Regions from separate parts of the Homo sapiens genome. Here all the other regions are linked to region 4. The links are chromatin loops, found by intact Hi-C in ENCODE. Cell type or tissue: IMR-90. All regions are shown on one strand. Each heading gives the region's core, and the rest is flanking DNA. Links, peaks and the distances in the headings are about the cores only.

Region 1 (7,367 bases), core at 989-5,988, 260 kb after region 4:
ATACTATGAGCAGAAATATCAGGGAAGCTCAACCAGTCTTGAGAAATCTTCCTGGAGGGAAGACTGTCTATAGCTGAACCTGAAAAGGAAGTATAAGTTAGTGAGACAAAAGGTAGAGATAGAGAGAAGACATCACAAGTATAAAATTCCAGACATCAGAGAGGAGATTGTGCATTGGGGAAACTTCAAGTAGAGACAGTTTACCATGGAGTTCAAGAGCTTGATTTCCCAAGCAAGCATACCTAGATTCAAATAAAAGAGAACCTAACAGATTTGTTGTGAAAATGTAAGTTAGATAATTCCTGTAAAGCACTTAGCATCATGTTTGAGTCAATAAATGTCAAGGGGGAAATCTACATGTTGACATCTCCTGGAATAAGATACAGAGAGAAAATGACTGTTTCTGAGCCTGAGGAGTAGGCTGGGACACCATGAAGGGCTAGCAACCAAATTAAGGGAAAGGAAAAAGCTGAGCTTCAGTCTAAAGGTCACAGGGAGACTTTAAGAATTATAAGCAGAGAAGCAATGCTATTCTTTTTACCCCTTAGAAGGGGCAGGTTTGGAGGGGAACAAGATAAGAGCCAGAGGCCGGGCCCGGTGGCTCATATGTGTAATCCCAGCACTTTGGGAGTCTAAGGCAGGCAGCTCACCTGAGGTTGGGTGTTCAAGATCAGCCTGGCCAACATTGTGAAACCCTGTCTCTATTAAAAGTACAAAAGTTAGCCCAGCGTGGTGGTGGGCACCTGTAATCCCAGCTACTCAAGAGGCTGAGGCAGGAGAATCACTTGAATCCAGGAGGCAGAGGTTGCAGTGAGCTGAGATTATGCCACTGCACTCTAGCCTGGGCAACAGAGCAAGACTTAATGTCAAAAAAAAAAAAAAAAGGAGGAGGCAGGAAGGCTGGGTTAGGAGGTTGTTGCAAGTATAGCATGGAGTGATGGTGACTTTAACTGCAGAAATGCCAGTAGGAGACTGAATATGACTATTAAGAGATAGAATCAACATAATTGGGTTTGAATCCACACTGGGTTTGAATTTAAGCTCCAATATCAACTTGAAATATGTGACCATGAGTGAATCACTAAATAATCCCATTTTTTAAAAAACAGATAATACAAGAGTTCCAAAGAGATTACTTCCTATCTCATTTTAGAATTAAATGAGAAAATATAATATCTCCATTTTTGTGCCAGTTTTAAAATACAGCCCCAAATTCTTGAACACTCTTCCCATCCAAAAGTGAGGTCTATGGCTATTCCCATTGAATCTGGGTTCTGTGACTGCTTAACAACAGAATAAGGGGGAAGTGATGCTGTGCCAGGTTCCAGGCCCGGGACTTGGAAACCCCAGTTTCCTCTTCTTGCTTCTTGAAACCCAGTGACAGTAGTGTGAGGAAGCCTATCCAGCCTGTGGAAAGGCCTAGGTGGAGAGGAACTAAGTCCCTCAGGCCTCAGCCTGGCCAAGCTTCCACTGACAGCCAGCAGCAGCGTACCAGCCGGATGAATAAGCTGTCTGAGAAATAGATCATTCAGCCCCCAGTTGAGCTGGCCAAGCTGACACCAGCCTTCCCTTCTGAGCCCTCCCCAAATTAAAAATCTGTGAGCTAAATAACTGATTGCTGTTTAAACCACTAAGTTTTAGGCTGCTTTGTTATGCAGTAACATAAATAAAGCAGTTATACCCTAGTTGTGTAACTTGGGCAAATTATTCACTATTTCTGACCCTTTGGAGAAAAAGAAATAGTGTTTTGCTACAGTCACAGATTCCTGAACTGGAATTTGAATCCAGGTTTGCCAAGGTCTAAAGCCCTTGCTCTTTCCCCTATAAATAATTAGCAAGTTCCTTCTGGCTTCAGAATTCCTGGCAATGAAAGCATGTAGAGATAAAAAATCAGAAATAAACAAGTCCAAAGTTTTCAGATTTCTGCGTGCGTCTTCGCCATGCCTAACATCCCCACAGTGGGAAGTCTATAAACATTGGCTTCCTCTCACATAATTGCATTGCAGCCCCAGACACTTCATGCTTCTGTTGGCTCAAGGAAATTTCAGGATGCAATTTCCACCCATTTATCTCGTTTGCAACCTCACTTACAATGTAGCAGCCTCCAAACAATGATCACCCTTCCCAGTGGAGATACTGCACACAGATGCTCTAGAAGTTTGACTTGACTTACGGTGTTAGACAGTTTCACAGTCAAATTCTCTGAAAAATTCATTATTTTTCATAGTCATGGAGAGGATGAGATTTAGAGTCAAACAGCTCTGGGATCAAGCCCTGGGTCTGCAATTTACTAGCTCTCTTGTGTCATCTATAAATTCTTACTATTTTTCTAAATCTTACCTGTCCTTTCATCTGTGACTCAGGTTTGATAGTCCTGTCTTCACTAGGAAGGCTTTTTCCTTATCTCATTCCTCCAAACTTGTATGCAGGTCAAGCAAACAAATGCAGAGGGCACCTGCTCTGACCTAGGAACCACGGTGGAGGGTACAGATGCCCCCAGCATCTACCCCAGGGTCTGGTACAAAGCAGGTACCCCCAACATCCATCCTGAGGCCTGATGCAGAGCAGGTGCCCCCAGCATCCACCCTGGGGCCTGGTACAGACCAGGTTTCTCCAGCATCACCATGGGGCCTGGCACAGAGCAGATTCTCCCACCATCTGCCCCAGGGCCTGGTACAAAGCAAGGGCCACAAGCATCTATCTCAGGGCCTGGTACAGAGCAGGTGCCCCAGCATCCACCCTGGGGCCTGGTACAGATGCCCCCCCGACATCCACCCTGGGGCCTGGTACAGAGCAGGTATTATTTTTTAATACTTTCAGCTCTCTGATCCATGGCTTAGAGAGAGAGTGCCAGAACCTGTGGCCTTTGTATCAGGCCCAGATTAGCTACATTGAAAGGATCTGCTCTTGTTTCTCAAAAGCTGAAGGAGGGGTAAAGAAGTAGGATATAAGAGAGAAGGAGAGAGGGACAGCCGACGGCTTTTTATCCCCTTGCATCTAGGCAATGAGGCATTTCACCTGTGGGCTGAGATTTTTTTAAGAAGCAGGAGCAGTTTCCCCACTATCTCTTTCCCCATCATAGAGCCAACAGCTGGCAGGATCCTAGATCCCTGAAGAAAACGACTCACTTCTTCCTGGAGCAGGGATTACCCAATATTTTCTGTAAAGGATCAGATTTAAATAGTTTAAGCTTTATGAGCCACAGGCAGTTTCCGCCACATATTCTTCTCTGTGGGTTTATTTTGTTTGTTTTTGCAACTCTTTAAAACGTAAAACCCTTTCTTAGCTCATGGTCCATACACAAACAGGCTACAAGCTGGATTTGGACCATGGGCTGTAATTTGCCAATCCCTGCCCTAGACTCACACAGGACTGTTACATGAGCGAAAAAGAACACCACTTTACTGTGTCAAGCAGTAGTTACCCTACTTTATGGACACACATACCACCTCTGCCACCACCAAGCAGCCAAACTGTCCTCAAATTATCTGTTGTCTCTTGTTCTGCAGAGAAATGGGAGACGGGGGACAACTGATACCCAGGGTTTGGTTGGGCATGCGTGGGCAATTGCACCTGCACAGAAGCCCAGTGAGTCCTTACTGCTCCCCCTACCCTAATGCTAATTAACAAACTGCAAGGGAAGCTTTTCTTGAATTCCAAATCAGAAACCCAAAATCTAAACTGAATGATTCTAGAAAAATGCTTGAATCGCCATCAGTTCTTCCTCTACTGCCTGACACCAAATTGCATTCTTTGAGAGACTCAAGAAATGAATTCAAGTTGTCAAATAGATTGGATTGATATATGGAGAACAACATTCAAAGAGTTAAAAGAATAAAATAATTTTTAAATGTCTCATTACTTCTTTCTCTAGTGTATATTAATTCACACTGATTCATTAAAAAGATTAAGATAGTACTCACTTCGGCATCATATATACTAAAATTGGAATGACACGGAGAAGATTAGCATGGCCCCTGAACAAGAATGACACACAAATTTGTGAAGCATTCCATATCTTTTTTTTTTTTTTTTTTTTTTTTTTGGTTACAGAGTCTTGCTTTGTTGCCCAGGCTGGAGTGCAGTGGTGCAATCTCGGCTCACTGCAACCTCCGCCTCCTAGGTTCAAGTGATTCTCCTCCCTCAGCCTCCCAAGTAGCTGGGATTTCAGGCACGCATCACCATATCCAGCTAATTTTTGTATTTTTAATAGAGACACGGTTTCACCATATTGGCCAGGCTGGTCTCGAACTCCTGACCTCAAATGATCCACTCACCTCGACCTCCCACAGTGCTGGGATTACAGGCATGAGCCACCATGCCCAGCCATGTTCCATATTTTTAACAAGCCTGCACATGTACCATTGAATATAAAAGTTGGGAAAAAATAAAAAGGTTGAGAGACAGAATTTCACAACTATCTAACTCCTGGAAATTTTTGAACCTATTAATTTGTTAACTCAGTGAAGTGGTTTACTCACAGTTCTATGCCTGCCAGTTCCTCATTCAAGCATTCATCAAGGAGACCCTGAGTTCTAGGCATGGTACCAGGCATCAGGCCTCTAACCCAAAATGAGTTGCAAGTCCTGCCTTTTAAGAACTGTGTCTTTTAGGAAAGATAGAGAAGTACTCAAGGGTTAGAACAGAGATGTGATGAGCTAATTGCAATGTGTCTGGTAGAACAAAGTAGGGGGCAGTGAAGTTGGCATACAAGGAAGACAGGACAGGTAAGATCAAGAAACAATTTCCCAATTAAATCACACTGAGGGTGGGGGACGGTGGAAAGAAGGCAATCCTTAACTGACAAAACCAAGTGCAGTAGAGGGAGGGGGAGGCACCCCAGCAAGCCAGGGGAGAGACAGGTGGAAGTAGGTAATATGCCCAGAGGAATTGTTAGAAGAGGTTGTGAGGTCCACGGAGAGAGTCAGGAGAGCACAGTGGTTAAGGCTACATTCAGGCATTAGACCACCTGATGCCTTCAAATCTCAGCTCCACCACCTTCTAACTGAAATCAAATGAAAGCAACCTAGATGGGAGGCAATGCCTAACCCAACGGAATGAATATCTGATGGAATCATTGAAGTCATCAGAGACAAGTCTAATGAGAAACTCTTTCTGAGCGAGAGTTCCAGAGCATCCAAATTCTACTCCTCTTCCCCCCTGCCCCAACACGTCTTCGGGTCATGTGTTGGTAGGAAGATGAGCTTCTCTCCAAAAAGGGAGAAAGGAGGCCGGGCGCAGTGGCTCACGCCTGCAATCCCAACACCTTGGGAGGCTGAGCGGGCGGATCACAAGGTCAAGAAATCAAGACCATCCTGGCCAACACGGTGAAACCCCGTCTCTACCAAAAATACAAAAAGTAGCTGGTCATGGTGGCGTGCGCCTGTAGGACACACCCTATAGTAGCACGGCGGGCACCCCAGCTACTCAGGAGGCTGAGGCAGGAGAATCTCTTGAACCCGGGAGGCGGAGGTTGCAGTGAGCTGAGATCGCGCCACTGCACTCCAGCCTGGCGACAGGGCAAGACTCCGTCTCAAAAAGAAAGGGTCATTTACGGAGCCCCTCCCATGGGCTAGATTCTGATGGGCTGATACCATCTGGCTTAATCCCCACAATATTGTACTATGATCCTATGAACTATTCTTGATATAGAGGTGTTATTTGTCTTGGTTTTCACGCAATTGAAATCACTGAAGGCTCAGAGAGACAGTAAGTAAACTTGGGCAAGATCAAAGAACTACATGGCACAGAGAAGAGCCAAACCCCAGAGCTTCTGACAAAAAAAGCCTCCACACCGTGCCATTTTCCTCTGCCATCTCATTTCACCCAATGACAACGTGCCTGCAACCCTGGCTCCCTGCCCTGACTCTGAGGTTAATTTCCCTGCAGCTCGGAGCCCCGCCAAGGCTGGAGGAATATCCCACAGGCTCCAGTGAGCTGCAAAGCACAGTCACACTCCCAGGGCTATTAACAGCATCCGCTTCCTCTCCAAGGTTCAGGGAACTTTATCCACCAAGTGCCATGCAGGAAAAAAGAGGTCAGCCAGAGAGGAGAGGGTCACACGGGGCAATCACTAAATAAGGAGAAAGGCCGCACAGGAACTTGGCCCAATTTGGTGTCCTCAAAAGACGGTGCTCCCTGGCCAAGATTTTCCCTAACAAATATGGAAAAACAGTTTGAGGCCCATGCACGAAAATTGAAACTTGGTTCCTGTAGCTATTTGCTTGTGTAGCTACGTGACAAGCCTGGTGAGAAACGCTGGATTTCTCCCTCTTTCAGTTCTCTCCACCTGGCATCTGGGGGCCTAGTCCCAAAAAGTGAAAGGAACTGGAAAATAAACTTACTAAGATCCAGGAAATGATTTCAAAAAAAAACAGCCAACAAACCGAGGTGAGCAGGCGCAGTGGGTGGGTGTTATGAGACAGACAGCGGGGCTAGGAGATGCCCAGGATGAAGCCCGGAGACCTGCTCTCTGATTCCTCTTGGGTCTAGCTCATCACAGCCTGCTTCCCCACTCCCACTGCAACGTGACAGCAACAGCACATCTCACTTTCCAACATGCAGACAGCCCCCTGTGTTAACAGCACCGTCTCTGAAATCAGTGGAGCTGCATTTGACCCTACCTCCGTCAGGCCGTAGCTGTGAGTTTGGGAAAGGCGTTTGATCTTTCTGAGCCTCAGTGTCTTCATCTTCAAACGGGAAGGATAACATGTACATTGCTGGGCTGGACTAAAGATGGAAGGAGACATCATTAAGGGAAAGTTAGGGCCTTTGCTCCTTTCGCTCCCTCTACCATCTCTGTGTGGCATCCTCCTGCACTTCTTCAATTCCCTGCACAAGGGCCACCTTAACAGAGAGGCCCTTTCTGACCACCTATCTGAAAACGCAGTTCCTTTCACTCTCTGACCCTCTTCTCAGTTTGATTTTTTGGGTCACAGCTTCATTGCCATCTGGTAGATATTTATTTGTTTGTCTATAACATCACGCACACACACACACACACACACACAAAAGGAAGCTCCTTGAAGATAGTGCCTTTGTTTGTTTGTTCATTACTGTGTTGCTAATGCCAAAGTCACTGACATGTAGTCTACATGCAATAAATATATACTGATGTAATAAAAGGGTGGCTGCATGCTCCTGATTGTACGTTGGCAGCGTACTTAGTTTCCTTTCCATTTCTAGCTACCTGTTTTTAAGGAAATTTAAGGAAAAGGAAGTTCAACAATACTTACAGAAAAGTCAATCAATTTGGGTGTTGTCCATGCAATTACTGTCAACGGACTACAAGACTGACAATGCCTGCAGGAATGATGTCTTGTATATCTGGAGCAGCCTGCTCTCATGGCCTTGGGTGGGAGGCAAAT
Region 2 (7,367 bases), core at 1,448-6,447, 470 kb after region 4:
ATTATCTTGTTTCTTTTTTGAGCTTTCCTGAGGTAGCTCTTTCTGGAAGCTACCAGAGTGATTTAAGTTTCCAGATGTGGTCTCCTTGGCTTTAGCCAATGGGGCCACTTGCTCGCCAGTTGAGATACCCTTTGTAGCTAGAAGTGACACTTAAGTCAAAGTCGGCAATTCCAGGGGATTCTCTGTGACCTACAGGACCCCAAATTAAGGGCTAGCTTCCTGCCTCAGCAACCTGAGCATTACCTACATATGATTTTCAGGATGAGAAGCTTCTCCTACCCAGATACCACACACCAACCTATCACTTACCATTATCTCAAACTCTATTGAAAGCAATGCATTCCTTTGAGATAAAGTTTCCTCTATGAATGCTCTCTTAAAATGGTGATCACCACATCATATTGTCTACATTCACCATGCTAGTATTACTGCCAGTGGAGTTGAAGCCAGTAATCCTGGGTTCCACTTTGAGGCTATAACCTTAAGCAAGTCACTAGATCAGTCCCTTAAGTCACAGTTAACTGACCACATACATCAGAATAACCTGGATGGGCCAGGCATGGTGGCTTATGCCTGTAATCCCAGCACTTTGGGAGGCCTAGGTGGATGGATCACCTGAGGTCAGGAGTTCAAGACCAGCCTGGCCAACATGGTGAAACCCCGTCTCTACTAAAAATACAAGTATTAGCTGGATGTGGTGGCGGGTGCCTGTAGTCCCAGCTCATCAAGAGGCTGAGGCAGGAGAATCGCTTTAATCCGGGAGGCAGAGGTTGCACTGAGCTGAGATCGTGGCATTGCACTCCAGCCCGGGTGACAAGAGTGAAATTCCGTCTCAAAAAAAAAAACAAAAACAAAAACAAAAAAAAAGAGGATAACCTGGATGACTTACCATGATTTTAGATTCCTCAGTCCCACCTACTGAATCGATTTTTGGAAATGGAACATGGGACTCTGCATTTTCAACAAGCATACAGGGAATTCTTATGTAACTTGCTCAGATATACAGGGCTAGGTCTAGTCAATTCCATCTATGAAAATATTAAGAACCTTTGCTTCAGATATAAAAATAGACAAAATGAGAAAAAAATGATATGGAAAGACTGGTTCTTAGTTCTTCCTGGGTGAGGTGATTCCAGTTTGTAGCAAAGAAAATTAGTTCAGCAAGAAAAACAAGTGGCCGGCCATGCGCAGTGCCTCACACCTGTAATGCCAGCACTTTGGGAGGCCAAGAAGGGTGGATCACTTGAGGTCAGGAGTTTGAGACCAGCCTGGCCAACATGGTGAAATCCTGTCTCTACTAAAAATACAAAATTAGCCAGGCGTGGTGGTACACACCTGTAATCCCAGCTACTCGGGAGGCTGAGGCAGAAGAATCGCTTGAACCCAGGAGGCTGAGGTTGCAGTGAGCCGAGATTGTGCCCCTGAGTGACAGAGCAAGACTCTGTCTAAAAAAAAAAAAGTGGCCAAGTGAGGTCCCAGCTTTGACCTCTGTCACAAAGTACATCAGTGTCAAGAAACTTGTGAGATAGGGCCTTTACACATCATTCTGTGTAACATCTCATTGTATTTAGATATGGCACAGAGAGAAGTGTTTTTAAGATCATAGATCTTGTCTATGGCCATATCACCCTGAACGCACACGATCTCGTCTGATCATAGATCTTAGCTATAGAGGATTCTCATGGATTGCAATCTATGAGAAAAGATCCATCTGTTTCACTCTCTAATCTAAACCTAACCTTGACACAACGCTTAGCATATAGGAGGTGCTTGGCAAATATTTATTGAATGAGATAAACAAATGGACCAATCCAGAAGGAAGAGAGAAGAGTAGGGTTTGTATCTAGCTCAATGCCAAAGGATAAGAACATAACAGGGAAATAAAGTGTTGCTGACAAGCAGCCAGGCTTTTCTATTTAGATAAAAATCATCTCAAGCAGGGCTATCAAAACTCTTTGGAAAGTAAACTCTTAATAGCTTTTTGGCTTTGTACTTCAACCTCTAATCTAACACTACAATTGTTAGACACAAATCAAGCTTTAAAAGCTAGTTGATTTCCTGGTCTCACTAGCCCATGAAAGTTTTCATACCCAAGTCCTAGTTCAATAAAACAAGACAGGACCATCATCAGGAGCAGCTATATAATTTTAATCTAAAGATTTGGGCATACAGAAAGCATTTCACATAAATTCTCTTGAGTCTTTAATTATATGACAGGACATAAGGACCTCAGAAAAATAAGTATCTTCCCATAGATCTTAACCCTTGATCTCTGCAGCAAAGATAGTCCCTGGTAATCCAGGTAATATGGTCTGTAAAATATTAATAAATAGGCCTATTGACTTCTGACTAAAGGACTGCATATAGCCTGAGAAGCAACATTATGGCCCAGTGGTCAGTACTTATATACATGGGCCTTTTGATCCTACATTTTCCTATTACGTAGTTGGGATTGGTAGTTTCTAATCTTCTAGTCCTAAGTGTTATATTTAAGAGAGCTACGTATTACAGTGGGCCTTATTCAAGGTTAGTTTTGTCAAATGTTGCAGAAGAATTCCAGTAATTAAAGTAAGTCATTAATTCTTTATGCTTCAGTTTCCTATCTCTAAATTAGCAATAAGCTCCCATGTTCAACTTCAGCCACATTCAATTTTTAAGAATCTTCAGAAGAAAAAATGTTTCACATATAGTTAACAAGAATGTTGCTTGATAAAGAGTTGGGGCTGAGCTCAAAATAAATCCTGGTATAACCTCCTTCTGGTTGCTCTGGAAAGGACACTGATACATAAGGAAGTAACAAAGATGCAAAGCAGGGAAGAAATAACAGCTTGAAGTGAAGAAATGACACAGACCCCCCACATACACACTTTAAAAACTTTATTTATATAAAAAACTCATTTGTTTTTAAAAGCATTAACAAGACAGAAAGAAAAGAGAAAAGGTATGGAGCAGAACACAAGCCCCTTAGTAGTGTTCGGTGGGAAGGTGGGATTTTTGGTTCTCTGGAATTGAATGTTTAGTGTTTTTTATAAACAAAAGAGAGAAAAAAAAGTTAAAGGTCCCCAAAAGCCCACGGCTGTTCTATTACCCACACCCCACCGAGAAAAAAGAGCACCAGGAAAAGAGCAGAAGAGGACAAGAGAGATCAAGAGTGGAGCCAGGTCTGGATGGGGCAATTTTCCCTGTGCAGTGTGCTCTTAGGGTCACAGAGAGCAAAAGGCTCCTTTTTGCCAGAAAAGGTAGATGAAAGTGGGAAGAAATGGGAAGGGGGAAAAGGGTAAATAAGAAATTTTAATGCACGAGTAAAGGGGGTGGTGGGTTGTGCACTTTTCTCCTACCCCATAGCCTCAATATATAAGGGAAGGGGAAGAGAGGGATAAGGAACTCCAGTTGCATGGAACAGAGCTTTTAGATTAGATTAAGGGGAGTAGAAGGCAAATAAGGAAAAGGATTAGAAATAATAATAATAATCAACCCGCATAGCAGCTGATTTCTCTAGCCCAACCTGCTAATTAATATATGCTAAAGTGAGAGGGGGCAATACTGGAGGGAGGGGAGAATTGGGGAGACCACTTCCCTGTAACTCCTTCAGAGATGATGGTAAATTCTGGGCACCTAAGGAGTAAGAGTCACACCACTCACTTCTCTTACCAGCCTTACTTTGAGATTCATCAGAATAGGATTTTTGCAAAATCCCACCCATATGCTGTTGAGCAAAAGCTTGCTATGACTGAAATCATGGCTATACCAATCCTCAATGAAGAATCTGAGGTTCTCTCGGTCACTTCTCTTCTTTCTGCTATTTAGGGCCAATAGTAGGTAAGAAAGCAACAAAATATAATTTGCAAAATTATGAGAAATGAGACTGCAGAGGCAAAGAAAGGCACATGGAAGGGCGGGAGGAGATGCACCCCAGGCCAAAGGCACAAAGAAGAGGCAAAGCCAGGGGCAATCCCCACCTTGTAAGGGAAAAGGGACAGGAGTTATGTACATCAAGTCCTTTAGTTTGCCAACCAATCCAGGGCAGAGGCAAGGGACAGGCCTATAAGGATAGGAAAAGGAGAAACGGGGGAGTGGGGAAGCCAGTTTCAGACTAATTGCTTCATGTACATTCCTACTAGCTCCTCCTAGAGGTCTTCTTCTTCCCAAAAACACATCTTTCTGCTCCTTCTCTACCAAAAGTCTTCCTTGACATTCTCCCCTTTCTACAGCCTCTTGGAAATGGCCAGGCCAACTCAGCAGACATATCACAGGGCAGGAGAGGTGGGTTAAGGACAGCCTGTGTTTAAGGGGCAGCAGCAATAGCCCAGGGTTGGCATGAGGCTTGCAGAAGAGATGGAGTCTGTAGGTTCTTGATGGTCCCTGCCTTGGAGATGAGGAGAGCAAGGTTTCTTAATCCCAGTTTTAGGAGACCTTCACTTACTCAAGGGTCCTTTGCCAGGTGGCATGTGCCAATGTTGCTGGCCTTCTTTGCTTCAAAAATAGCCATTAGGAATAAGGGAAGAGCTCACACTTTCCCCTCTCTAAAAGAAAATAAAAGTCCCTTCCCCATCAGGAAAAAAATCTTGATTAAGAATCGTCAGTTTATCAGACTGCTGGACATTGCATATACAGCATGTAACTTCCAATTCTTCCCACGGCTTCTAGTGAAGATTCCTATTCTCTCCATCCCTCCCCTCCACAAAAGGCCAGGAGTTCCAGGGAAAACTGGCAAAAAGAACTAATCTGCAGCAGTTTCTCAAAATATGCAAATAATTGAGTCAGGTTTCTTGGGAGAAAAATGGAGGGAATGGGGGAGGGGGAGGCGTTGAGACAATTAAACTTCACAGGAAGAAGTTGGGAGTTGATGGAAAGAAGGCAGCCACTTAGGGCTGTAAGGGCAGGAGGCAGCCTGGCAGTTGGCACAATAGTCCAGCGAAGAAAAAGGAAAATCATCAGTCAATTTCACCACCAAAAAATAAAAGTACATATAAGCCCAGATGGAACGGAGATAGTGGTGCTAAATCTTCTGCTGTGGAGAAAAAAGAGAAAGAGAGAATGTTAATGGGGTTGGGATTAAGGAGACCCCCCCCAAAAAAGTTGAGCAAATCTGGAGAAAGGAAAGCAGCACATAACGGAGAATCAGATCACCAGCTGCATGTCCCAGACTCGTAAGAGGTAATAATCACAAAAGCAGAACCCCTCGAGCCCCATGTGGCTGAGACTACTTAGTCTCTGGCCTGATCAGATTAGCGTGATTGACAAGTTGCTGGCACTCAGGAGCCTCCTTCCTCAAGAACAATCTTGGGGGTGACTGAAGGACATACCATGGAGGGGTAAGACACTTGGCCCCCCTCATCATCCAAAACCAACACATCCAACTCTTCCTCCAGAGATTCCTGCCCCTCGTCCTGCTGTGAACACATGCAATTTGTTAGTATGAGTAGAGACAGGAACCTCATGAGTGTGTGCCAGAGCTAGGGAAACTCTGAAAATTTGTAAACTCAAACAAAACAAGATATAATAGTAAGAGAAGGGCAAAACATTCATAAACAGGGAGGGAGAGGAAAAAGGTAATGTTTGAAAGTAGATCAGTTAGTGTTAGTCATATCAGTAACACTTTTACAGACATGCTTCCCCCATTTTGACCACTGCAGAATAACGGCCCAAGAAATCCCAACATGAGTCAGAACTCTTACTTTTTCCTGAAAACCCCTACCAGAAAAGGATGCGATCTTTCTCTGTACTTTTTTTTGTGTTTCACAAAACACATAGGCTTCAAAATAGAACTAGCCTTAGACAGATAGCAGTATATAAAGAGAATTTACCATCAAGGGTGTTGTTCCCTTCAATGGCTCCATGTCGCCTAGATCCCCCGATCGATCCAGTGTTCTATTGTGGTCTCCTCTCTCATTTGGTGTGGAATAGTTGTTATCTGGTTAAAAAAAAAAAAGTACACAGAAATATGACATTCCCCTCTAGTGTAAAACGTATATCAAACAGATAGGTGTAATTAGGCATCACTGTTGGGAACTGAGCTTGTCAAATGCTCCACAAAGGCATTAAAGTCTGATGGTCCCCGACTTAAAGAACTTGAATCTGGCTGACCGTGGTGGCTCATGCCTGTAATCCCAGCACTTTGGGAAGCTGAGACGGGCAGATCACTTAAGGCCAGGAGTTCAAGATCAGCCTAGCCAACATGGTGAAACCCCATCTCTACTAAAAATATAAGAATAAGCCAGGTGTGATGGTGTACACTTGTAGTCCCAGCTACTCGGGAGGCTGAGGTATGAGAATCACGCCACTGCACTCCAGCCCAGGTGAACGAGTGAGACTCTGTCTCAAAAAAAGAACTTGAATCTAAGATGGAAGACAATATGTATAAAATACCCAGAATATGACATAATAAAGCTAAACAAGAGGTTTGTCTGAAAAGGTTATGGGAATTAAAAGAAGAGCGAGTGAAATATGCTGCAATCGTTAGGAAGGACCTGACAAGGGAAAACAGGACTTGAGTTAAGCCTTTGGAGATAAAGAGAATTTAGAAAGACAAAAGGGAAGGACATACCAGTAAGAGGTATTACATGAGCAGAATCAAACTATAGAGTGAATAGATAGAATAGCAAGCAGAATAGTTGGGCAGAAACAGATGTATCCATTCACTCCAGAGAAGGAGACTGGGGTAGGAATATAATGGGCTACAAACTTGAATGTGTAGTAATAGGAGAGGCATAGAAAGATTTCTGAAAACCTTTGAGCATGTAGGAATGTAGAAAAAGTAGACGGATCAGATTTTATTAAATTTCCTTACATCCTTCAAAATGGAAATGATCAGCCAATGCTCTCCCAGGATGGTAAATGGTAAGGGTATTAGAAAAAAAACTATAGAGCTAGACAGCTCTCCTTAGCCAGTGAAATATTACTCCACATCCTTAGGCAGGAATTAATCACCTACCTAGTGATTTTGTGTTTGATCCCATATTGCTCATCTGAATTTCTTCCCGATCAGGTTTCTTATCTGTATGAAGTCAGAAAGTTATCCATGTCAAAAACAATTCTTCAAAATCTGTACACATCATGAAAATTGCTCTCTGGTCCTCCTTCCTTCCCTTCATTCACACTTCTACTTAGCACCAACTATGTGCATCACAATGCCTGGATAATTTTTAAGCTTTTTGTAGAGATGAGGTCTCACTATGTTGCTCAGGCTGGTCTGAAACTCCTGGGCTCAAGTGATTCTCCCACCTCAGTCTCCCAAAGTACTGGGATTACAGGTGTGAGCCATCACACCTGGCCCCTACAGACTCTTAAATCAAAAAACAATTCCATCTAAACTAGCAGTTTTCAAATTATTTGGTCTCAAGGCCGTTTTACAGTCTTAAAAATTA
Region 3 (7,367 bases), core at 1,614-6,613, 230 kb after region 4:
GGAGTCAGAGCCCATGTCTGAGCTGCTCTCCATCTACAGAGTCCCTCAGGTGAGAGACATGCCTGGAAAGAGAAAACCACTTAAATACTCTGGCTGGGCACACAATGACAAAGTGCAGCCTGGTAGAAAGATCAGAGCTATGACCTCAAAAAGGTTACTTCCCTGGGCCTGGGATTCTCCCTTTCTACAAAACGGGAGACGAGTATTGGACTAGAACATTTCTGAATGCTGGTCCATGGACTAGTGCTGGTTTGCGGCTATCTTTCTCTGATTTGCAACAGAATGACAAAGAAATGACACAGTGTATGCGCATGTTGGTGTGAGGTCACCAACCCTCCTTAGATGGTGGTTTTATCACTAACTTTTTGTGGCAAAATAAAAATTTGGCAAACTTAGGCTAAACTCCCATAATTGTCCTATCGATGTCTTAAACAGGCTGGAATCCCCAGGATTAATAATCCCTGGAGGCCCTGCACTCGCCAACCAACCATGATCTGAGGGCTGATGACAGCATCTAAGATTTATAACCCAGGCTAGGATCATCTCATTCCTCCTTTGCAGCCTTCCCAGAAATTTGGAAAGTTGAACAAGTGACAAACCATTCCACTGGATTTCTTGATGTTTCTTTGAAACATTTGCCTAGATTTCAGTATGATCTTCAGTATATATTAAATCTGTTAGGCAGGGAGGCAATGTTTATGAAATTATTTCCCAGGTGAAGAATATTTATTTCCCTTGGCATGCCTGAACGGTACCTGACTGCCTGATTGTGACCTTTAAAACTCACCCCCCCAAAAATTAAATATCTTCCCTTGTAAATTCCACTGAGGCTTCAAATGCCACAATTAAAAATATCCAGTTAGATGCAAACACTTTATTCTCTAGGAGGAGTGATATGTACCTATCGTCAGTCAGTCACACCCTAGTAGAAATGAGTTTATCACATGCTTTTTTTCTTCTGCAATATTGGCTGAGAGTAACTCTAATAATAACTATATCTATCATTTACTGGATATTTACTAGTAGAAAGGTGATTTTTAGATCCTTTGCATGTGTTCAAATCCTTAAGATTAAATAAATTAATACATGTAAAACATTTAGAAAAATGCCTGGCTTATAGTAAGTGCAATATCAGTATTTCCTATTGCTATTATCTTCTTTTATTATCTCATTTAATCTTCACAACCCTATGAAATAGATACTATAATTAGTCCCATTTTGCAGATGATGACATTGAACCTGAGAAGAAATGTTACTTGTCCAAAGTCACATAGCTAATAAATAGTATTTTGAGATTAAAACCCAGGGACCTTGATTCCAGGGGAAAAAGAAAGTACAGAAGCAAATAGTAGGGAAACTGCCCTATATGAAACTGCTCCCTCTTTTTGTACTGGTTACTATTTCCAAATGTTTACTGAGCACACCACCACCAGTGGTGTAGAGAATTGTGCTATAGCCACATGTACCATGAGGCACGTGTGAGGCCATAGCCCTATCCTCAGGGATGCTCGCACTCTGGAAGAGAAGGCAAGCATGAACTCATATAACCATAACTCCAGGGCACCCACATGGCTCTCAAAAGGCCTATCTTGAGAGAACTCAGGGCAGAACAACGCAGCCTCAAGCCTCCAAATTAGAATGTTAGGTTACAGTGGCTTAGAATGATGTCTTCTAAGTCAAACCTCAAGACATCTAATTGACAGGATTGCTTTTTCTAGTTTTTTGTTTACATGAAAAGTCTTACAAAGGCATGAAAATAAGTTACTTTTTTAAGATCTTGATTGCCTTAACTAAAAAAGCTGAAGTGCATGAAATTAGTACAATCCCCATGCCTGCAGGCTGCTTTGAGTTCTCATTCAGCACAGCAGGTAGTATTAGACCCAAGACCATTCTCCCCACAGTGCTAGAGAGAAGATGCCTACATCCTAAGTGAGTTCAATTTTTAGGGGATCTAGACCTAGGAGTGTGTGACCTCCAAGGCTGATCCTTAGGAAAACGAATTTAGATTGCCTGAGGTTAACCTCTTCACAAAGGACCCTTGGGCTTGATGCTGGGGAGATGTGGGAGGTGAGCCAGGCATATCCTTAGGACTGGAATGTAACTAAGGGAGTCTCTCTCCTAGATAGATGATAACCCAATCAACTAAAAAGTGGCTCAACCTACGTGGGTGTTTCCGTCCTTTATAAGGGAGAGGATGTCTCAGCCGAGCTAAACTCTGTTTGTCTAGGCAGGTCTGACTTCAGAGCCACAATGGTCCAGTTATTTCTTTGTGCCACAATGCTAGGCTTATGGATAATCCTTCTGAGAATAATTTGGCTTCAGATAGACACTTTCTGTAGGGAGAGAATACACTGACCAGCCAACACAATGTTGGTCACGTTGAAAGTTACATTTCTCACTCTTAGTAAGTGGTGTCTGGTCTTGGCAATGATTTTGGGAAGCCTGCACCATTCCTACCTATACTAGTCATTTCTGGGTGAGTTCCCCTTTCTTGAAACTATGACATCATCTTGTTGCTCACGTACCACTCACCAGGAGATCTTTGAGATTGGCAAGTAGGTTTTGCTCATATTAGTATACGAACTGGCATGTAGCTGTTGTTCAGATCGCATCTGTTGAATGGGTGTGAACCGAGACATTTCTGAAGCTACAGAGCAGATTGTAACCACCGCTGGCACCTCAATGCTTAACATATGCTAAGTGCTACCTTTAACTTGCTAAAAATCCAAGGGAGCTCCAAATGTGTTACATCTTAAGAAATTCTTGAGCATTTTGCAATAGCCCTTGCTGTTGCCGACTCTGGTTTTCCAAAACCCCAGAGTCCCTAAAAATCAAAGGACCCACCTCATTTCATACAACTCACCAACAGAGATCACTGGACAGAGGTGGGCTGGGAAGCCGAAGAGCTAGAAACAATGAAGGGCACTGGCTTGACAGTCAGCAAACCTGGATCTTACAAACGCTAGTTACTGATTATGTGACCTTGACAAATTGAGTCATCTGTCTGAGCTTCACATTCCTCATCTACAAAACGAAGGTAACAAAGGTTAATGATAATGTATTTGCCTCTTAGAGTCATTGTGGATATTAACAATGGAATAACCAGGGCCTGGTACTTAAACCCTCAATGACTGTTAGTTGGAATTGCTATTAGTGATAATGATGATACAATGCAAGCCTGGAAGGAGCAGTTAACTTTGGAGAAAAGCTGGCTCCCACGTCCTCTGTGTAATTTTGCCCAATATAGGGCCAAAGACTCACCAAAAACTTTGAAGTAAAAGAACTTGTCTGCACATATCTGGTAGGACAGCTTCCTTATGGTAGGCTGGGAAAAGTCTGACAGTGAGCCCCTGCACTGACCTGAGGAGCCTGTAGGGGAAGGAAAGCAGGAAGAAGATGAGCAGGAGAGAAGAGAAAAGAACAGGCATTCACTCATGCACTCAACAACTAAGATAAATTGAATGGATCCTGCTTAGAATCTGATTGGAGAGGAAAAGGCATGAACTCGAACAGTCTGAAGTAGAAAGAGTTCAGCAATGATGTGACAAAGGCGATGATCCCAGGGCTGGCATGAACCAAGAATTAAGAACTAGATCTCAGCTTGAGGAGCAGGGATCAGGGAAGGCTGTACGGCAGGTTTGGGACTCCTCAATAAACAGGCCACACTGTGTTTTGTTCTTATCCTCCTCTATCAAAAAAAAAAAAGTGCTCTCTTAATTTCATGACTCTTTCTTAAGTTTAATATTCAACTGACCATAGCACAGCCTTCCAAGTAACTGGAATTACAAGCATGAGCCACCACACCCCCCTACTTTTTGTACTTTTAGCAGAGACAGGGTTTCGCCATGCTGGCCAGGCTAGTCTCGAACTCCTGACCATAGCTCCTGAAATATTTTTTGCTGATAAACAGGTTAAAGAAAACTTAATACATCATATGGGCACCCACTAGGTCTGCCCACCAGAAATCACACTCTACACTGACAACCCCTTCCCCTCTGCTCCAAAAGCCTCCCAGCTTTCCTTAGGCAGGAGGGCTGGAGAGCCTCCAGGTCAAGTGGACTCACCTAAGATTTTTATGTTACCCATCCCCTGATATTAGATTTTCTTGTTATTTTGCTTTACTTGTGTTTCTTCTAAATAGCAAATAACCGGCTTGATTTTTATCCAGTTTGAAAATTTCCCATCTATTATAGTCAAAATCTTTACTCAGCTGCCCCATGACAGGAGAGCTCAATTCTCCCCTCTTTACCTTTGAAAAGGAAAAACCCAGATGAAGGGGCTGCTTTCAAAGGAGTGGGAAGGGATAATGGTGAAACACCTGAAGGACAGCCACAGTCGGAAGCTGTTTCCATCCTTGGGAGAGGAAGCAGAGCTGAGGAAGGCAGCCACTGCCCACCCATGGCTAAGCAGGGAGAAATGAATACCTCAACCTCACTTTCCCCCTACCCCAAGTCTCCCAGCAAGTCTCCTACCAGAAGGCAGAGGGCAGGGCAGCTCTTTGACACAATCCACAAAGATCAGCCCTTCTGGAGCTCAGAGCTATTACAGAGAAGCCTGGAGAGTGTGTCAAGACAGGCAAGTAGAGAATACAGCACGCTCTTCGTAAGTAGGGTAATGTAACCTATCATTTAAGCTGACTGCTGATATGGTTTGATGGTATTCTGCCATCTTATATAATTTCTATTTATTATGCTGGGTCATTGCTTTCTGTTAATAAAACTATAATAATAGAAATAATAGAGATTTTTATTTAGTTTTCTAGTTCTTATGCTTTCTCCCTTTCCTTTTTTTTTTTTTTTTTTTTTTTTTTTTTGAGACAGAGCCTCACTCAGTCACCCAGGCAGGAGTGCAGTGGTGCAATCTTGACTCACTGCAACCTCTGTCTCCCGGGTTCAAGCAATTCTTCTGCCTCAAGTAACTGGAATTACAGGCATGCGCCACCACACCCGGCTAATTTTTGTACTTTTAGTAGAGACAGGGTTTCACCATGCTGGCCAGGCTGGTCTCGAACTCCTGACCTCAATTGATCTGCCCGCCTCAGCCTCCCAAAGTGCTGGGATTACAGGCATGAGCCACTGTGCCCGGCCCTGAATTTTTTTTAATTTGATCATTTTTTCCAATTATTTTCCTTCTGCTGCTTTGGAATTTATATATCTTGTTTTTATTCTATTAACAATTATACAGCTTTTAATTCACTTGAGCCTTTATCTTTCAAATAATGCCAAGAATTATACAATGTATAGAGAGAAACAAAGCCGTTAGCACATCTTTACCTCTCTGCTTCTCCCACCCCCACTGGAAGATATGTTGGCATTCTTTAGTCCGCTGCATTCCTTTCTAAAAACGTCAGTTGGTTTCTTAGGCCTGAGCCCACAGGCTTTCGAAGGACCTGGAAACAGCATATATCAAAGGCCAGTGAGATAATAATTAGAAATAAAAGCCAGAGAGGGAAAAATGAGGCCAAGTTACAAGGCTGGTGAGAACATTTGTGGATCCTGAGCAAGTGTGTTCAGGCCAGGAATGTACAGCTCTGTTCCTTTCCCCCAGATCAGCCATGGATCTCAGCGCCCCCAGTTTTCCAACTGTTTCCAGTTCCCATCCTTCCTCCGCACAGTGCCCAGCAGCACCCACCAGCCTTGAGTCCTGGCCAAGCTCTTGAGTTACTTTAACTGGACCTGAGTAGGCCTGGTCAGTTATGACAACAGCAACTTTGAGTGGCTGGATCAGCAGCTGCAGAAGCAGATCGGGGGCGAGGGTGGCTGCATGGCCTTCTCAAAGATCAGCAGTGTAGATGACAGCATCAACAGCATGGCCACCGTCATTGCCTAAACCCCTGCTGCCACCGTCATTGTCTGTGACTGCTACCATTTTCACTTCAGACTCCTGGCGGGGGCCCTTCAGGAGAACAATGTGAATGGGAGGATGTGGATCTTTTCCACCTCCTTCACATATAACCCCTCGGTGCTGGGTCCCAAAGCCCACGAGTTGCTGAATGGCAGCTTGAGCCTGACCATACACTTAGGAATAATACCTGCCTTTAAGGACTTCCTGTTGGCGCTGCGCCCAGCCGTGTAGCCAGGCAACAGTCTGATGAGGAAGCTGTGGGAGGAGTGCAGGGATACAGGTGGTCTGGATTAGGGGCTTCCATCCAAAGTGCCAGAGAAGGGGCTTGGCATCGCACAGGGCTGGAGAACATGACCACTGCCCACCTGTCTGCCTTCAAACTTCCTGATCTAACTGCCACTTACCAAGCCTACCTGGCAGCCAAAGCCCTGTGGGTTGCCTATCAGAACTTGATGTCCTGCTCTGAGAGAGAGGGACCATTCCTGGGAGGCACGTATGCCAATGCATGGGAAGCCAGGCTTTCTCAGGTGAGTGGCCAAGAAGCCTTTCCCAGTCCCTGTCCATTCCAGCTTTCTGTGAGCTTTAGACTAGCAGAGAGGCAGTGTGGCCTAATGAAAGGAGCATCAAATTTAGAACAAAAGTGATATGGGCTCAAATCTCAATATGGGATTTCTCTGCGGCCTAGTCACTTACCTTTCCTGAGCTTCAGTTCTCTCCTATGTAGATTGAGTATAATAATATATACGTGGTAGGTTGTTATGAAAATAAGAGATCATGCATACAAATGCTGGCTGGTGATTAATGCATGTTATGGGCTACAGCTTTTCTCCAGGTGGTGTGACGCTGCTGCTAATAATGGTGATGACATCAAAACTGCCAAGGGCCTTAGAAATCTGCTGGTCCAGCACGAAGCAGGGAGATCACCAAAAAGGGGAGGCAGAGCTGGAAGAGAACACAGCTGTCCTGCCATCCAGGTCACTACATGCCAATGCTGATATGCAACAAAAACCATATGAGATTCACAGTAGGAAAGAGTTAACCACAAAGTTAGAAAACTGGTAAATCTGCAATGTAAAACATCCAATCCAGCACAGACACCCATTCTTCATGGGCTGCTCAGGGATAAGGACAGGAAGGGAAGGGAGGTGGTGTTTTCCTCGTAGTCAGAGAGGTAATGCTAGAACAAGCTCAAAGAGATGAAATAGAGTTCAGAGGACAAAGGCCTCAACCAACAACACCAAGAGAAGAACACTAGGTTTTCAGCTAGAGGAAGAGCTGAGTCTGAGTGCTTGGCCTAGTCATCAGCCTTCTCTGTGTTCGAGGTCTTTTTTCCTCTCTGGTCATTAGGTACTTTAATCAAAAAGACCTTGGGCTGGGCACAGTGGCTCATACCTGTAATCCCAGCACTTTGGGAAGCAGGTGGATCACTTAGCGTCAGGAGTTCAAGACCAGCCTGGCCAACATGGTAAAACTCTGTCTCTACTAAAAATACAAAAATTAACCAGGTGTAATGGCGTTGTCTA
Region 4 (7,367 bases), core at 1,461-6,460:
TAATCCCAGCATTTTGGGAGGTCATGATAGGGGTATCACGTGAGGTCAGGAGTTCAAGACCAGCCTGGCCAACATGGTGAAACCCCGTCTCTACTAAATATACAAAAATTAGCCGGTCACAGTGGCGTGTGCCTGCAGTCCCAGCTACTTGGGAGGCAGAGGCAGGAGAATCGCTTGAACCCAGGAGGCGGAGGTTGCAGTGAGCTGAGATTGTGCCATTGCACTCCAGCCTAGGCAACAGAGCAAGACTGCATCTCAAAAAAAAAAAAAAAAAAAAAGGGAAATAGAAACTCCTCATGTGAAATATTGCTTTGAAACATAAAGCCATCAACTGAGTCTTAAATACAATATATATTTAGTTTCAAGAAATTCTAATTCTTACTGTGTTTTAATTTTTTATTGATAAATAGTTGCATATATTTATGGGATACATCATGGTCTTTTGAGATATGTGTACAGTAATCCCCCCTTATCTAAAGGGGATACATTTTAAGACCCCCAGCGAATGCACAAAACCATGGATAGACAGAACCCTATATATGCTATGCTATGTTTCTTTCATACATATATACCTATGATGAAGTTTAATTTTAAATTAGGCACAAAAAAGGTTAACAACAATAACTAATAGCAAAACAGAACAATTACGACAATATGCTAGCTTTGCAACTCTCGCACTTTGGAGGCCATTGTTAAGTAAAATAAGGGTCACTTGAACACAAGCACTGGGCTACAGCAACAGTTGATCTTATACATGAGACAACTAACAAGTGACTAACAAGAAGGTAGCACGTACAGTGTGGATATGCTGGACAAAGGGATGATTGACATCCTGGTTTGGGGAATTTCATCATGCTACTCAGAACAACATGCAATTTAAAACTTTTGAGTTATTTCTGGAATTTTCTATTTCATATTTTCAGACCTCAGTTGCCTATGGGTAACCAAAACCTCAGATAGCAAAACATGAAAAAGGGAAGACTATTGTATACAGTAGAAAGATTAAATCAAGCTAGTTAACATATCCATCATCTCACCGACTTATTTTTTTTTGTGGTGAGGATGTTTAAAATCTATTCGTTTAGCAATTTTGAAATACATGGTACATTATCGTTCATTGTGGTCACCATATAGTACAATAGATCATTAAATCTTATTTTTCCAGTCTAACTGAAACTTTATACCCTTCGATCAAAATCTCCCTTTTCTCCATCCTTCCCCAGTTTCCAGACTCTGGTAACTGCCTTTTTTATATTGATTCCATATCTTGGCTATTGTGGACAGTGCTGCAATGAAGCACTTCATAAAGACAATAGGATTTTCAAAATCCTCATAATCAAATATGCCTAATCAAATTTTAGTAGCTTGTTGTTTCAGACATGCTTTCTTCCAGCTTCAAGTCCTTCACAAGTTCTATTCCCTTTCCCCTTTGTTTGAACTGCTTTTCTCCATAATTTCATAGCTATTTTTTTTCTTAATTTACAGAGTTCATCACAAATGTCACCTCTTCAAAGAAGATGCTTTTCATGGCCTCTTCTTCTAATCATTCTCTATCCCATTAACTTGTTGTATTTTCTCCATGGAGTTTATCACTGTCTGATAATATCTCATGTACTTATTTAACCTGTTGATCATCTGTTTCACTAGATATAATGTGAATCTTGCCTGTTTTATTCATCTTTGTATCCCCAAAACTTAGAACAGTGATGGACACATCATATTACATATAAATATGTTTAATCATCAGTCAACGGTGAACCAAACTCTAAATAGGTGAACCTTAAGATTGTGTAATTATCACCTAGAGTCATAGTCACATCTCAAAGAGTACATATCAAACATATGTTCCATTGTAAAGATCTACTATACCAAGGAAAATGAGAAAAAGATAAATATAATAAGAACAAACATTTTTTAAATTAGCAGACTTTAATATGGCAAGATAATATCTGGGCAGGTACATGCTCAAAACCTATGAAATTTTTGTGGCATGTTGAGTGAATATGTATGCTTTCTTCAAATTCTGGAAAACCATAATAAGGGAGTTATTTTTAAAGTAACAGAGGAAAGTAACAAAAGAAAATTAAATGTCTTCCATTGTTCCTTTATCCAAGCCAAGGTATCAGAGCCTCCTTTTTTGCATATAAAATATAAATATAGTCTCAGTTTTCCAGGGCAGTAAGAATTTGGGACTTGGGCTGAACCTTGCTATGACAGACATAATGGGAATAAACTTGAAACAGGAGGCTCAGAGGACGGTGTTTAGGGAACTTTGTATTTGTTGGAAAATTATTTTGAGCACCAAGAATATTCCTAAAGGGTAATACTGGTCTTTATTTTGACATGTATACTCCAATATTCCATTGACTGGAGATGCTGCACTGTTTTAAACAACCAGGTCTCATGGGAACTCACTCACTTTCACAAGAACAGCACCAAGGGGATGTTGCTAAACGTTCATGAAAAATCCACCCTCCATCATCAAACCACCTCCCACCAGGCCCCATTTCCAACACTGGGAATTAGAAGTTGACATGAGTTTCGATGAGACACAGATCCAAACCGTATCACTGACTACAGTAAAATTCTCAAAGTTAATCATTATGACACAGATTGCAAAGACCTCCATCATAATATAGATAGCAGAATAGCCTTTAAATGTCTTTTGTTGTAGCCTTCTATAAACTGTGTCCTTGAAGAATAATTTTTTTTTCACAGTGCAGCCCAACTGTTGGATGCAAAGTTGTTTTCCTTAAAGGCCCCTAAACAAGTAATTTGACTAAGAAATAATCTTTTTCTCCTTTTTTATTTGTATAAATACAACAGGTAGAAGTGCAGTTTTCTTACATGGGTAGGTTGTGCAGTGGTAAAGTCTGAGCAGTCAGTGTAACCATCATCCAAATAATATTTTATCCATTACGTAGTTTCCTATCCCTCACCCCCTTTCCAGCCTCCCATCCTTCCAAGTCTCCAGTGTCTGCTATTGAACACTGTATGCCCACTGTACACATTATTTCTCTCCCACTTATAAGTGAGAACGTGTGGTATTTGTCTTTCTGGGTCTAATTTGTTTCACTTAAGGTAATAGCCTCCAGTTCCATCTATGTTCTGCAAAAGACATGACTTCATCCTTTCTTATGGCTGAATATTATTCCATTGTGTATATATACCACATTTTCTTTATCCATTGACCTGTGGATGGACACTTAGGTTGATTCCAAATCTTTGCTATTGATAATAGTGCTGTGATAAATATATGAGTGCAGGTATCTTTTTCATATGATGATTTCTTTTCTTTTGGGTAGATATCCAGTAGTGGGGTTGTTGGATCTAATAGTAGTTCTATTTTTAATTCTTTGAGAAATCTCCATACTGTTTTCCATAGAGGTTGTACTAATTTACATTCCCACCAACAGTGTATAAGCATTCTTTTTCTCTGCATCCTCACCAAAATTGACTTTTTAATAATAGCCATTCTGCCTGGTGTAAGATGATATCTCATTGTTTGCATTCTTTATCTGTCATTACTGACTTTCCATTTTGGGTAGGGACCATTGCTGGAGAGCTAGTGTGATCCTTTGATAGTGTCGTCACATTTGGATTTTTCACAGCTCAGAATTCTTACACTTCTTCCCTCTCATCTGGAAAGACTGACACTTCTAATATTCGTAATTATTTTCATGCAGATAGGATTTTTTGTTTGTTTCTTTATATATTTTTTTCTTGACATTTCCTCCCCTTCCTAGGGTGTGTGACTGTAGAATATGCTGGATAGGGTCTTAGGCTATGCACTTTCCTAGGCAGGTTTTATATTGGGCTGTGCAGTCTGGCCTAAAGACCAGTAGATGGTGCTTATGAGTAAGAGCCAGCTGTGGCCCTATATGTTCCTTTGAGAAGGAGCTCACCAAGTTAGTGTCTCTTTTGCACAGGTTCAAGGGTAGTCCTACTTGATGACAACCCACCAAGTCTCTCTGACACCTGCTCACCAGTCTTCCTGGACCTGAAATCTTGCTCAGATTTTCCAGAGCATTTTGCATTTCTGTAAGTGTGCCCATTGTTTTCTGAAGTTTTGATTTTTTATTTATGCTATTTCGCTGAATGTTTTTCCCTTCACTTCTTATATCATTTTTTTTTATTCCCTTACATTGTGCTTTGCCTTTCTCTGTTGCCTCCCTCATTAGCTTAATAACTAACCTGAATTCTTTTTCAGGTAAATCAGGGATTTCTTCTTTGTTCGGATCCATTGCTAGTGAGCTAGTGTGGTGTTTTGAGGGTGTTAAAGAACCTTGTTTTGTCATATTTCCAGAGTTGGCTTTCTGGTTCCTTCTCATTTGGGTAGGTTCTGTCAGAGGGAAGGTCTAGTGCTCAACGCTGTTGTTCAGATACTTTTGTCCCACGGGGCGTTTCCTTGATGTAGTACTCTCCTCCTTTTCCTAGGTATGTGACTTCCTGAGAGCTGAGCTGTAGTGATTGTTATCTCTCTTGTGGATCTAGCCACCCAGCAAGTCTACCAGGCTCTGGGCTGGTACTGTGGGTTGTCTTTAGAGTCCTGTGATGTGAACCACCTGCGGGTCTCTCAACACTTGCTTCAGTGGAGGTAGCAAGGGTGTGAAGTGGACTCTGTGAGGGTTCTAAGCTTTGGTTGATGAGTGCACATTTTGTGCTGGTTGGCTTCCTGCCAGGAGGTGGCACTTTCAAGAGAGCATCAGCTGTAGTAGTATGGGGAGGAACAGGCGGTGGACAGGGCCCTAAAACTCCCTAGATTATATAACCTTTTTCTTCAGTTACCAGGGTGGGTAGAGAAGGACCATTAGGTGGGGGCAGGGTTAGTCATGTCTGAGCTCAGACTCTAGTTGGATGGGTCTTGCTGTGGCTGCTGTGGGAGATAGGGGAAAGCTTCCCAGGTCAATGGAGTTGTGTTCCTAGGAGGATTATGGCTGCCTCTACTGTGTCCTGCAGGTTGTCAGGGAAGTGGGGGAAAGCCAGCAGTCACAGGCTTCACCCAGCTCCCATGCACCCCAAACGGCCTGTGTCACTCCCACTGTGCCCCTGCCAACAGCACTGAGTCTGTTTCCAGGCAGTGGGTGAGCAGGGCTGATAACTTGCCCCAGGCCACCCACCTCCCAGCTGTGAAAGCAAATATGGCTTTCCTTCTTTTCTGGCCTATGGAGTCTGCATGCTGGATTCACGCCCTCCCCAAAGTTCTGGCCAGGAGACTTCTCTATGGGTTCAAATTGTTACAAAGTTCAGCTGGAGGTTTCTTCCTCCCTAGGACACTTCCCAGTGCCTCTGGCAGCCCTCCTCAAAGACCCCTGAGAGGTGAGGCAGAAATGGCTTGCTAGGGGACCCAGCAAGCTCACAGGGATTTTCCTGCTGCTTCCTCTACCCCTGTATTTTGCTTGGCTCTCTAAATTGACTCCGTTCCCAGTAAGGTCAGAATCTTCTCACATAATCTAGACCTCAGATTCCCCAGTGGGGTGTGTGTGTTCAGGGGCAGATGATCTCCCTTTCCCACTTCCACAGTTTGGGCACTCACAGTATTTGGGGTGTCTCCCAGGTCCTGCAGGAGCAATCCACTTCCTTCAGAGGATCTGTGGGTTCTCTTGGCTTTCCTAGTGTATTCCTGCAGACGTTCTGGAGAAAAAGTTCACAATGCGAGACTCCACACGCTGTCCTGTCTGTCTGAGTGGGAGCTGAAATCTAGTCTTGCCTCCCATCTGCCATGATCTCCAAATTATAGTTTGCCTTTTTTCACTCAGACTATTGGATTTTTTGCTATTGTGTTGTTTGAATTCATTATATATTCTGGTGATTAATCCTTTGTCAGAGGGGTAGTTGGCAAATATTTTCTCCCATTCTGTGGGTTCTCTCTTCACTTTGTGGACTGTTTCCTTTGCTGCGCAGAAGCTTTTTAACTTCATGTTGTCCCATTTGCCCATTTTTGCTTTGGTTGTATGTGATTGAGAGTATTACTTAAGAAATCTTTGCCCAGACCAATGTCCTGGAGAGTTTTTTCAATATTTTCTTATAGCAGTTTTATAGTTTGAGGTCTTATATTTAAGCCTTTAATCCATTTTGATTTATTGTTTGTATATGTGAGAGATAGGGGTTTACTTTCACGCTTCTGCAAATTCAGTTTTCCCAGCATCATTTGTTGAAGAAACTTGTCCTTTCCCCAGTGTATATTCTTGGCACCTTCATTGCAAATGAGTTCACTGTAGATGTATGTATTGAGTTCTAGGTTCTCTATTCTGTTCCATTGTTCTATGTGTTTTTATGCCAGTACCATGCTGTTTTTGTTACTGCAACTCTGTAGTATAATTTGAAGTCAGGTAATGTGACGATTCTAGTTCTGTTCTTTTTGCCCAGATGGTTTTGGCTATTCTGGGTGTTTTGTGGTACCATAGAAATTTTAGGATTATTTTTTCCATTTTTAATTAGGCATAAGATAGCTCTTCAGCAAATTAGGTAGAGCCCTCACTAAAGTGTGAATCCAGTATCTTCTGGTTAAACTGTTTTTCTCAGTGAAATTATTTCATAAAGAATCTCTTTGATGATCTGGCAAGATGGCCAAATAGGAACAGCTACAGTCTGCAGCTTCCAATGAGACCAACACAGAAGGTGTATGATTTCTGCATTTCCAATGGAGGTACCCAGTTCATCTCGTTGGGATTGGTTAGATAGTGGGTGCATCCCACGAAGGGTGAAGCAGGGTTCAGTGTCACCCCACCCAGGAATTGCAAAGGACCAGGGAACTCCCTCTCCTAGCCAAGGGAAGCTATGATGGACTTTGCCATAAGGGATGGTACTATCTGGCCCAGATACTACACTTTTTCCATGGTTTTTGCAACCCACAGACCAGGAGATTCCTTCAGGCACCTGAGGGCCTGGGGTTTCAAGCACAAAACTGGGCAGCCATTTGAGCAGACACTGAGCTAGCTGAAAGAGTTTTTTGTTTTGTTTCGTTTGCATACCCCAGTGGTGCCTGGAACACTAGAGATACAGAACCGTTCACTCCCCTGGAAAGGCGACTGAAGCCAGGTAGCCAAGTGGTCTTGCTCAGTGGGTCCCACCCCCACAAAGCCCAGCAAGCTCAGATCCACTGGCTGGAAATTCCCACTGCCAGCACTGCAGTCTAAAGTCAACCTGGAATGCTCGAGCTTACTGAGTCTTGAGTAGGCAGTTTTCCCTGCACAGTGCAAAAAAAGCCACCAGGAAGTTCAAACTGGGCAAAGCCCATCACAGCACAGCAAAGTGTCTGTTGCCAGACTACCTCTCCAGATTCCTCCTCTCTGGGAAGGGTATCTCTGAAAGAAAGGCAGCAGACCCAGTGAGGGGCTTATAGATAAAACTTCCATCTCCCTGGG

The links. A loop is a pair of places that touch in the nucleus more often than their neighbours do. Peaks named below come from ENCODE experiments on the same cell type or tissue, not always from the same donor. Only the 100,000 strongest peaks of a DNase experiment are listed, where the experiment ranks them.
Region 1: a loop joins it to region 4, with 2.9 times the contacts of the local background. A loop is called at or near these places in 4 of 110 quality-filtered maps.
Region 2: it touches region 4 in a loop (4-fold over the local background); 10 of 110 quality-filtered maps call a loop at or near these places.
Region 3: a loop joins it to region 4, with 2.4 times the contacts of the local background. A loop is called at or near these places in 3 of 110 quality-filtered maps.

Annotation. Positions count from the first base shown.
Region 1 is chr11:58,023,361-58,030,727 of GRCh38, reverse strand. OR9Q1 (olfactory receptor family 9 subfamily Q member 1) reads right to left here and starts at 6,847. Exons shown (of 3, transcript NM_001005212.4): 1 at 6,624-6,847. LOC107984331 (a long non-coding RNA gene) reads left to right here and starts at 6,309. Exons shown (of 3, transcript XR_001748218.1): 1 at 6,309-6,641. It also overlaps the pseudogene RNU6-899P. In IMR-90, for the core only: no CTCF peak of the experiment used is centred there; DNase peaks (open chromatin) are centred at 1,767, 3,227 and 5,907; H3K27ac peaks cover 3,437 bases.
Region 2 is chr11:57,813,941-57,821,307 of GRCh38, reverse strand. CTNND1 (catenin delta 1) reads right to left here. Exons shown (of 21, transcript NM_001085458.2): 18 at 6,935-6,997; 19 at 5,808-5,914; 20 at 5,307-5,393; 21 at 1,768-5,011. The coding sequence ends at 5,000. It overlaps TMX2-CTNND1 (TMX2-CTNND1 readthrough (NMD candidate)), which reads right to left. Exons shown (of 21, transcript NR_037646.1): 19 at 6,935-6,997; 20 at 5,808-5,914; 21 at 2,128-5,011. Among named protein-coding and RNA genes, the nearest start is that of CTNND1, 56 kb to the right of the region's middle. In IMR-90, for the core only: no CTCF peak of the experiment used is centred there; no DNase peak of the experiment used is centred there; H3K27ac peaks cover 207 bases.
Region 3 is chr11:58,057,134-58,064,500 of GRCh38, reverse strand. The region is part of intron 2 of OR9Q1 (olfactory receptor family 9 subfamily Q member 1); the gene reads right to left. LOC124902674 (a long non-coding RNA gene) reads left to right here and starts at 6,566. Exons shown (of 2, transcript XR_007062672.1): 1 at 6,566-6,818. RefSeq lists a silencer at 5,190-5,484 and enhancers at 5,109-5,788, 5,789-6,469. In IMR-90, for the core only: CTCF peaks have their summits at 3,374 and 4,484; DNase peaks (open chromatin) are centred at 2,490, 4,530 and 5,350; H3K27ac peaks cover 3,890 bases.
Region 4 is chr11:58,282,938-58,290,304 of GRCh38, reverse strand. No RefSeq gene overlaps it. Among named protein-coding and RNA genes, the nearest start is that of OR10W1, 18 kb to the right of the region's middle. In IMR-90, for the core only: a CTCF peak has its summit at 3,843 (motif pointing right); a DNase peak (open chromatin) is centred at 3,844; H3K27ac peaks cover 199 bases.